Regions from separate parts of the Homo sapiens genome. Here all the other regions are linked to region 3. A link is a contact called in ENCODE Hi-C or POLR2A ChIA-PET data. All regions are on one chromosome and are shown on one strand. Each heading gives the region's core, a stretch centred on a gene start or an enhancer-like site at or near the end of the contact. The rest is flanking DNA. Distances are from core to core; before and after follow the strand shown.

Region 1 (3,320 bases), core at 364-2,863, 490 kb after region 3:
AAGAGGCTTCCTTCATCTGGAAATCCGCAGGATCTTACTGACATTTGGCTTCAGGGAGTAGAGCTCCAAGGACACCTGTGTGCATCTGCCTGGAGATAGGTGTGTGTGTGTTGTGTGTGTGTGTGTGTGTGTGTGTGTAGGGAGAAGTAGGCATTTCATCAAAAATACATTTGAAAAATGTTGGTTCTAAAATTCAGTCGTTATCAATTCGGGCCAGGTACCAAAGTCACTAACGTGTCCAGGTTAACTCCTGGAAGGCAGCAACATTCTTGCTTTTGATGGTACGAATATGGCTTCTTTCATTTCTTTGGCTCTTTATGGTACTTCTTTTGAGTGGGGCGAGGCTCTAGCTTTCCCCTCCTCCTTTCTTGATCTCGGCAAACAAAACCATTCTACCACTTGAGCCATCTGCCGCAGGTGTAATGGATGGCAGGGGGCCGACCTAACCACACTCCAGTCTCTTCTAGGTCGTCACCGCTCTGCACCAAACAAATGAGTCCTGTTTCACCACTAGGGTGCCGAGGTGGATGGTGGATGCTGGCCCCCGCCCCTGGCAGCGCTCAGCCCTTAGAAACCAGAGCCAGCTGACAACACGCGAAACACACAGGCACAGCGAAAACGCCGAGCCGACGCTCATTCCCTCTGCCCCCTCCCTCTGCTCTCTGTAACAAGGAGGACACGTACACAGCCTTTACACACTTAAAAGCCCTTGCGACTCCCTCTGAATTCTTAGTTACTTATGACGGCCTTCCTCACTGCACATAGCCCCTGGGGTGTGTGTGTGTGTGTGTGTGTGTGTGTGTGTGTATGCGCGCGTGTGTGTGTGTACGCGCGCGCGCGCACGCGTGAATGTGCATGTGTGTTTAAAACGCTTATTGGTAGGTCATCAGCAGCTGATCAGACATGGTAATCCAATAATTTTTTTGAATACACACAATTTTTCGTTGAAGTTAATTTTTTTAAAGAAAAATGGAAAACTATTAATTTTCTGCGCAAGTCTAGGGTTCCCAGTTTAGGTTCCAGAGAACAGCAGATCTGCGCAGCCCCCGCCTTACCAAACTTTCCTTTTCTAGGGTTTGAAAGAGGCTCACATTCTCACTTCATGACAGAGCAGCGGCTCATTTGCACGCGGGTGTGTAAAGGAGGGAGCTGTCGAACGCGCGACTTAGGAAGGGAAATCGGATAGCTGGAGCCCCACGCAGTCGCTCGGAACCTTGGCTGGAGGCACAAGGTGCCCAGGGGCAAGAGCCCGGGGTCCAAGCTTCCAGGCGCACATCATCCTCTGGGCCCCGGGCCCTCCGGCTGGAGCACTCCCTCACCCGCATCCCATCCCCGTTCCATTTTGATCATTATTTGAATAGCCCAGGTAAGGGTGCCCATCTCTCGGCTATGGGCGGGGGCTGGACCCTGACAGGTACGGACTCCGCGGGACCCCAGTGTGCTTACCTCGAGCGAGGCCCTGGCAAATGGTGGCCCAGAAGCATCAAGTTTCCTCTCCCAGCCGTTGTGCCAGATTTCCCCTCCTGCCTTCTGCTCCTCTCCGCCAGCTCGTTTCTCTCTCTCTCTCTCTCTCTCTCTCTCTCTCTCTCTCTGTCACACACGAGGATTACTTGTGACTTTTAGAGGCAAAAGCTTGCTTATTCAGAGGAGAGAGGGAGGGGGAGAGGGAGAAAGGAGGCGGGAGGGAGGAGAGACGGGGGAGAGAGAAGTAAAAGGGGGATGGAGGATGAAGAGGAGGTGGAGAATCAGAAGGTAGTGCGGGCGTTGTTAGAGAAGGAGGAGGAAGAGGAGGAGGAGGAGGAGGGATGGGAGGGGTAGGGTGGAGTAACCAAAGATGGGCTGGGATGGGACGGCGAGGAATAAATTGCTCCCCACCCAGCTGCGGTGCGACGCCCCCAGCGTCCCAGGGGAGCCGGTGCGTCAGCTCACGGCTGGCCAAGGCGGGGCCGTACAAAAGCTAGCGCCGCGGGACCCCCTTCATGGGCTTCTACCCTAGCAGACCGAGCGCTGGAGGCCGCTCCACGCGCGAGCTCGAACCACGGAGGGCTCTCAGCTCGGACAAGCGTCGCTGTCTAAGAGCTCCAAGCTCCACGGAACTTTGATTTTATGCCCGGGAGCCCGGTCATCCACTTCTGCATCTCAGACAAGCGCCGGAGGCTCGTGCAGCTTCCTCGCGTCCTCTTCCTGGACGCGGGGCGCCCACCTTAGTCATAGCCCCTGGTCCCGGCACTGCTCACGCCGTCGGTTTCCCCACTGCCCAGGCTCCCTCAGCCCGAACCCTGCGTCTCTGTTCACATTGGAACACCCCCTCACCTCATCTCAGCTTGCTTTTACCGAGGTGTGTGTGTGTGTGTGTGTGTGTGTGTGTGTGTGTGTGTGTGTGTACATAGCGCGCGCGCTCTAGGCTAGAAAGAAGGTAACGAAAAAGTAGCTTCGGTCTCCTGCAGCTTGGATCCCACTACCAAGTCCGACCATATTCAGTATTTGAGATTACAGTTTGCAGCAAGGACCAAGGCAGGGGTTCACCGGATCATTTCAACTGAGTTTCAATGCAGCAAGGATTGTTTATCATTATTGCTAAGACTGACAAAAATAGGCCAAAAATAAAGAACAGTTGCATAGAAAGAAGGGACAGCATTTTAGCAGTGATCAGGAACTAAAAGTGTTTGGAATGGATTTCTCGAACAAGAGCATCCACGATGGATAAAGGTGAAAGCCGCAGACTCTCACAAAACCGTTTCAGTACGTGATGGGATTAAAAAATAGGACCATGCTTTTCAACATAGACTACCCATTAGTTCTCCGTTAAATGCACTAAACCAGCCCCATGGAATGATTACATGGCAGCCTTTTAATGTACAAACACGAGGATTCTAAAACGGATGCACACAACCCGTTTATAGAACTCCCTCTGTACACACACACACACACACACACACATTCATAAAGAGACAAAGTTTTAATACCGATACCCCACACTTGTAAATACATATTTTCTCAAACAACTACCCCTAAATACAGTAATTTTCTTCTCCATTTCCTTGCTGACCTGTGCGACATTATATTTAGAGAGTAGGCTCCCAGGATCGACATAATTCTACTTACATTCATTGTGGATGGCACGTCATAAAATGCCAGGGGGGAGGGAACCTTGAGGGGCGTGGAGAAGAAGCCTTTTATTAACAATTATATTCTCCCTTAGCAGTTTAAATAATAACAATGATGTCACGGTAACCATCTCCCTTCTCCCACTCCAGTGAAACCACTAGATGGGTTGGTGAACTGTACATTTGTATACTTAATTAAGGGATTACTGTTGC
Region 2 (3,498 bases), core at 911-3,410, 290 kb before region 3:
AGGTTTTTTTTTCCTGTACATCGATGTTTCTTTATTACACAATTGTGACATCACATCAAAAGCATATCCCCATGTTACTACATCTTTTTCAAAACCATTATTTTAATGTCTGAATTAAATGCTGTTGAGTACAATTAGTAAACACTGAAAGTTTACTTAGTAATTCTCCTACAATTAAGCATTTGCTTGCCTCTTTAAAAAAAACTATAAATAAATCTCTGAAAAGCATCATAATGCCTACCCTCAAATTTAAAATTGTTGCTTTAAGTTTCTAAAAATGGAATTATTAGCTCAAAATACATACTTACATGTGTTTTTACAAAGAAATGTATATGTATTCATACAGCATATGTATTTTGTGTATTTATGTGTGTATATATAATATGTATTTTATATATGTGTATATGTATGTAACTGAAAATTGAAAAGTGGTTCCTGCAATTATGTGTATATATATATATATATGAAAGAGAGAGAGAGAGAGAACCAGTTGCACTCCTGCCAGCAATGTATAAGCTGAACTCTGAATTTCATAGAACCATTGCAAGCATTGGGGGTTACAATTTTTTTTCATCTTTTTTAGTTGATTGGTCAAAAAAAGGAGGTTATTTGACTTCTCTTTTATGTTTATTTGATTATCAGACAGATTTGTTGCAATATACTTCTAGACTACAGTAAAGATTTCACTTGAATACAGTTAGAAATGTGACAAATAAAAAAGATATAAAATTGAAATAATATTTATAAAATATGTTATTTAAAAAGTATGACTGAAATTGCAACTAAATTTACTAGTGTCTACTAGCTTTCTCCCTAAAGTAAATCAAAGACTATCGCTATGCATAAGTGAGTTTGGGGGTAATAAAAGAAAATCATTTTGAAAGCAACTGGCTAGAAACAAGTCTTCCCTGTTTTGCGGGGGAGAGGGGGCAACTTGAACTGCTCTACTCTGAAAATCCATTTTGGATTTAGGATTAAGGAAATTTTTTGCTTTTTCTATCAAGAGCTACTGGGAAACAAAAAGGAAATCAAGGCTTCATTAAAAAAATGATGTATTTTTTATGAGAGAAATACAAAACTTTGACTATTGATAATAGATTATTAAAGAGAAAAAAATTGAACCTTTCTGCAGAGATTTACAACAGTTATTTAAATATAATATTTAGTTCACTGTCATAGTCAGCTAAGAAAAACAGATGAAGGGAGGAACAGAAGAGAGAAGCAACAAAATGAAAAGATAGAAGAAAAAAGGGAAAAAAGACAAGTAAATAGGAGAAATACAGCGACAGCTACAGAAAGGAAGAAAGACAAGTAAGCACAGAGCCATAAAGGAAGGAAAAAAGAGGAGAGTTGGGTTGAAGTCTGTGAGGGGAGTGTTAGTTCAAGCCAAAGAAAGCTACTTTGGTCGCTCCGTGGCGTGTGCTGGGACATGAACCCCTGATTGTTAGCTTTTGTGATCACTGCTTTCAAATGCTGACTTAGTGTCAGAACACTGATGAACTGTTGAGCAATATAAACGTGAGATCATACCTAGGTTTCCATAATTGTCTTTGATGGAACATTTAAACAATAAAATCAAAAGGCAAATCGATTAACACAAAAACTTTTTGTTCAAGAGTACGACTGAGAGAAAGAAGAGGAGAGTGGTTCCTGTAATTATGTCAAATTCAGCTTGAGTTTAATAATGAAGAACCAACCTAAACAATTTCCTAAGAAGTTTGTTCAGCTCACCAGTTATCTGCACAAGTAGCTCCTGGGCAAGTGTTGCCTAATTTCACTAATATAAGGATAAATTATTTTCCCATTAACTTGGAACAATAGTGAAGCACTGGTTTATTTTTATTTTTGATTATTTTTTACATAAGTATGTTTTTCTTCCTTCCAAAAGAAACCACCAGGGAAGCCTCATTTTCGTTACATTAATATGGTGTGCCATTCTTGGCGGGGAACTGTAGGTGTTGCTGAAGCTACATAGCAGAAAAAGCTAAGCCAGGCCTCTAATTCTTTGGCTTATTACAGTTCTATTTTAGCCCTGTCCTCTTTTTCCCACTCAAATTCTGTAGCCTAGCATGTGTTTGGATATGCTGCATCCTCCAGTTCTTCACACTAAATATACTCTCAGAAGCCACGAGCAAAACTTGCAGATGAGTCATTCTGTTTGGAAGACTTAGCTCCATGGTGGACAGCTCGTAAACTGGAACAGATTCAGCTGGATAGGGGGAGTAGGGACAACAGTAGTTGGTTCATTGTGTTCTGCAAAAGGAGCCAAGGGGGGTTGGGGGGTGGGTGGTTTCAGAGTAAATTGAAGCAAATGCTCATATTACACTTTAAAGAAAAGTTGGTTAAAGAGACAATACTCTTAATGATAATACTCTAAAGCTTAGAATTTGTGTTCATCACTTGTTTTGGGGGTCAGGCACTTTTTTGTTGTTGTTGTTATCCTTTGACCAATTCTCAGAGCATAATTTGTTTCCAGTCTTTTTGTTCTAAGAGTGAAAAGGTCAACGCCCTTTGACACGGCATGAGCTGTTCAGTGCACAAGGGGAAACGTCACCAGCAGTGCTGGACTTAAAACAACTTCAGGGCAACCAGAGTCAAACACAGGAAGTGTTGTTCAAGCCCCTAGAGAATACTGGCTTTGTTTATTAGCCAACTTACATCTGGTTGAATTGCTAAGTGCCACTATCTTGAATGAGCAGATATATCAGAGACTACAGACCCAGATGAGGTATTTGTAGGCATGATATAACAACATCACTCTCCTAAAGTGTCCCCTACAGGAACCTAAACACAGAGTGGCTATTTTCTTAAATGGGAAAAGTTCCATCTCAGGTCCCCATAGTCCAATACACGCTAAATGATTCTACAAATGAACAAACGCTGCTTTGATGAGACAGTAAATTTAGTGGGAAAAATAATCAACCAAAAATGCAGAAAAAAATTGATTTTTAAAATAAACAGTCTAATCAGAAAATGAATTACACATTCAATCTTGTGAAGTTTTTTAATGATTTCACATAGGAAACACTTACCTACTCAAAATAACATCAGAAACATGTTTATGTATGTGGCATGTGTAAATTTCTAAGTGTTCAATGAGTTATTAACTGTTGTTTTAGTGGTATGAGAAAATGGTTTAACTCCATTTCACAGATTAATTGAGAAAGAAAGGTTAAGTGTTTTGTTTAAGGTCACTCAGCAAATCTAAACCAGAGACACATTTAGTTCTTTGAGTTACTGACTTCCTGTCTGTGTTTTAAATCTGTGAATCATTTTGCTTCTAAATATACTGAAGGAGATTCAAGGCCCTAGGGAAAAAAAATCACATTGTGTCACAGTACCTCATTTGAAAATAGGGAAAATCTGGACAAATTGTACACGTACCTTAGTCTCCAGGATCAAAGATAGTACTAAAGAGGAAAAATAAATGCAGCCTGAAGACGGAAAAGTCCTAAATAGTTATTAAACACCTTGGCCATGCAAAGAGCTCTTTGCTTA
Region 3 (3,391 bases), core at 435-2,934:
CAACTTGATTGGACTGAGGATACAAAAAGTATAAAGGATAAAATAAAGCAGGCAGAAGAAAGTGGAATTGTAGCAGGACGAGCCGCAGAGAAAACTCCTCAGACACTGGATTAAAGAAGGAAGAGGTTTTTTATCCAGCTGGGAGCGTCAGCAGACTCGCATCTTAAGAGCTGAGCTCCCCGAAGACAGAGCTCCTGACCCTTTTAATGGCTTACAGCTCTAAGGGGTTCCATGTGAAAGGGTCTGATGGATTGAGAGCACATGTGGTTAGAGTTGGGGGGGGTGGTTAATCTTTTAACCTCAGGCCGGGTCATCAGTGGCACCGGCTGGTCTTGCCACTGACTTCCTTCTTCTTGTTTTTCAACTTTTACTTCCTCCTCGTCTTCAGACAGGAGACAGTAAGAGAAATGGCTTCTCTCCTCATTCCCCCCTTTGAGAACCTCACTCACTAGCGGGAGTTCTCACTCTCATCTACACTACCCAGGTCTTCCTGCCAGTCCAGTTCCATTGACTCCTAGAGTTACATACTCTCCTGTTTTCCAACAGGGATTAAGTAGTTCTAATGGGTTATAGCACACATCAGTCTGGTCACTTCCTGGGCTGCATACCTTGTACTGGGTGGCATTATACACACAAGTCCTTTTTAAACAAAAAGACTATTTTAACTTTTTTTTTTTAACCCTACCTCAGTCTGAAGAAGGTCAGTTGAAGTCCTTACTGTACAAGTCCAAAATTTAAAAAAATGAGTTCCACAGTGAACTTCCTCATGCTTCGGCTATGCGTGGACCAGTCAGCTTCCGGGTGTGACTGGAGCAGGGCTTGTCTTCTTCAGGGTCACTCTGCAAGGGTTGTCCAGGCTTGGTCTTGCCTTCTAGGTTTCAGGTGCTGCAGGTTTTACATGGCTGTGGTGGATCCAGGCTGGGATTCCCTCTACCTTCACAGCGGTGGGAGTGGTCAGGACGACAATCTGGGGTCCTTTCCACTGTGGGCACAAAGAGGCTACGTTCCAGTCCTTGATCCACACTCAATCACCTGGGGAGAAAGGGTGAACTGGGGAGAATAAGCTAACAGGGCATCTCTCATTTACCCAGGCTGAGATTGTGTAATTTTTCCTAAAGCCTGTAGCTGTCGCTGTAACTCAATTTCACCTAACTCTTGGGGAGTGCCTGGAAGTCCCCACAATATGGGAGGGGGCCTATGATATAGTATTTTATAAGGGGAATATCCTGCTCTTTTAGAAGGGGTACATCTAATTTTAAATAATACCATAGGGAGAGCCTGTATCCATTTTAATCCTTTTTCCTGACATACTTTCCCTAAACTATTTTTGATAGTCTGATTCATCCGCTCCACCTTTCCGGAACTCTGAGGCCAGTAGGCAGCATGCAGTTTCCATGTGATCCCCAGTACCTTTGCCGTCTTCTGTACCAAGTCAGCCACAAACGCCAGCCCATTATCTGAGCCGATCCGTAAGGGCAGTCCAAATCTAGGAATAAGATCTCAAAGAAGCACATGGGTTATTTCACAAGCTTTCTCAGTTCGTGTTGGATAAGCCTCCACCCACCCAGAGAAGGTACACACAAGAACTAGTAAATACTTGTTACCTCCACACTTTGGCATCTCTGTGAAGTCTAGCTGGAGATCTTCAAAGGGGGCTGCTCCATAAGCTTGCATGCCGGGTGGAACGGCTGGACCTTGCCTTGCATTATGCTGTCGGCAGGTAACACACCGCTGTGTCAGTTTTGGCAAAGGCTGACAAATGCGAGATGTAGAAATACTGGCCTAACAACTTTCCAAGTGACTCCTGACCTAGATGGGTGGTTTCATGCACAGCCAGTACAATTGCAGCTCCTAGCAGCTGTGGCACAGCTACTCTCCCATCTAGTAACCGAATGCATCCTTCCTCCATCACTTGTCCTCCCTCTACCTGGAGAAAGTCCTTTTCTTCTTTAGAATAAGTAGGTACAAGATCAGGTGCTTGAGGGAGCAGAGGGGCTGTGACTGATGCCCGCAAAGGGGCAGATGCTGCTTTTGGAGACTCTGAGTCAGTGCGGGAATTCCCCAAACCCACCAAGGTGGAAGCTCGCTGGTGTCCTTTGCAATGCATAACTGCCACCTTGTGGAGTTTCCATACTGCTTCTAACTGCAAGATTTCTTGTTGATATTCTATGTCTTTTCTGTTTATGTTTAATCTAATTTCTGATATAGTTGCATTCATTTCCACTACTTTTGATTTCAGTCCCATCTGGTTTGTTTTCATCTTTTAAATTAATATTATTCCATTTCCTTCTTTTATTTACTTGTTATAGATTCTTTTATGGATTATCTTAGAGATTACAGTGTACATTATTCTTTTATTACAATACAAATTACATTCACACTTTCATGATACTGCTAAAAACATATTGTTTTAACCTCATTTATCCTTTCCTTTTCCATTGTTATTGTGAACTTTAAATATGCTGAATTTTAAAATAACACAGGCATTCAATAATTGTTTTTTGTCCATTTGCTTAAATATTTATAATGTCTTCCTTGTCCATTTCCATGTCTTCATCTATGATTATTGCCCTTCATCCTGACCACAAATCTCCTTAGTTTTTCTTTTTAAAGTCTTTCTATTAAAAGCCATGGAATCCTACATTAGTAGCTATTTTCTTTTAACATATTAAAGATGTAATTCCAAACGGAAAATGATGTCAGCAAGATAGCAGAAGAGGAAGTCCTAGACCCTCCTTCCCCCAACAGGGACACCAGCTCAACAACAATACACATCCAGATATCCTATATTAGACTCTTCATCTTAATTTATTGTCTGCATTCTCTCCACTAGATGCTAAGCTCTTGGAGGGAAGAGATTTTGCTGTTTTGTTCATTGCTGTAGCTAGGGTGTGTGGAACAGCCTATGGCACATTACAGGCACTCAACATGTATTTACTGAAAAATAACCAAATGGGTACAAACCAAATTATTCCAGAGAAAACACTCTTTGTGAAGTCATTTTCAAATAACAATAAATGAATGCCCTCCAACATGATCTGTAACCATTCCTAAAATCAAACATAGCTGTATGTTTTTCTCATAACACAGAGAAATCAGTTATCAGATTTAGAAATACATAGCCGGCCAGGCGCGGTGGCCCACGCCTGTAATCCCAGCACTTTGGGAGGCCGAGGCAGGTGGATCACGAGGTCAGGAGATCGAGACCATCCTGGCTAACACTGTGAAACCCCGTCTCTATTAAAAATACGAAAAATTAGCTGGTCATGGTGGCGGGCGCCTGTAGTCCCAGTTACTCAGGAGGCTGAGGCAGGAGAATGGCGTGAACCCGGGAGGCGGAGCTTGCAGTGAGCCGAGACCGCGCCACTGCACTCCAGCCTGGGCGACAGAG

Evidence for each region. A loop is a pair of places that touch in the nucleus more often than their neighbours do. ChIA-PET counts read pairs that join two places held with the same protein, here RNA polymerase II (POLR2A). Pooled maps may share reads with other maps.
Region 1: a map of dorsolateral prefrontal cortex shows a loop between it and region 3 (6-fold over the local background). The contact joins the promoter of MIR9-2HG here to the enhancer-like site in region 3. A Hi-C loop is called at or near these places in 2 of 168 maps with a recorded cell type or tissue (PC-9 and dorsolateral prefrontal cortex), 1 of 37 single-sample maps with no recorded cell type and 9 of 50 pooled maps. POLR2A ChIA-PET finds 5 or more read pairs at or near these places in 1 of 52 experiments (OCI-LY7).
Region 2: a map of dorsolateral prefrontal cortex shows a loop between it and region 3 (11-fold over the local background). The contact joins two enhancer-like sites. A Hi-C loop is called at or near these places in 2 of 168 maps with a recorded cell type or tissue (dorsolateral prefrontal cortex and posterior cingulate gyrus) and 5 of 50 pooled maps.

The regions. Positions count from the first base shown.
Region 1 is chr5:88,683,212-88,686,531 of GRCh38, forward strand. MIR9-2HG (MIR9-2 host gene) reads right to left here and starts at 1,614. Exons shown (of 4, transcript NR_152235.1): 1 at 1,447-1,614. The region is part of intron 1 of MEF2C-AS2 (MEF2C antisense RNA 2); the gene reads left to right. RefSeq lists enhancers at 1,421-2,045, 2,046-2,669.
Region 2 is chr5:87,897,356-87,900,853 of GRCh38, forward strand. No RefSeq gene overlaps it. Among named protein-coding and RNA genes, the nearest start is that of LINC02144, 170 kb to the left of the region's middle. Within about 2 kb of position 2,161, at least 5 of the 41 ENCODE cell types and tissues checked have a DNase peak (open chromatin) inside an H3K27ac peak, as active enhancers do; they include dorsolateral prefrontal cortex, where a contact is called at or near this core.
Region 3 is chr5:88,188,552-88,191,942 of GRCh38, forward strand. It overlaps a transcript of TMEM161B not described here. Among named protein-coding and RNA genes, the nearest start is that of TMEM161B, 79 kb to the right of the region's middle. RefSeq lists a silencer at 317-517 and an enhancer at 550-1,749. Within about 2 kb of position 1,685, at least 3 of the 41 ENCODE cell types and tissues checked have a DNase peak (open chromatin) inside an H3K27ac peak, as active enhancers do; they include PC-9 and dorsolateral prefrontal cortex, where a contact is called at or near this core.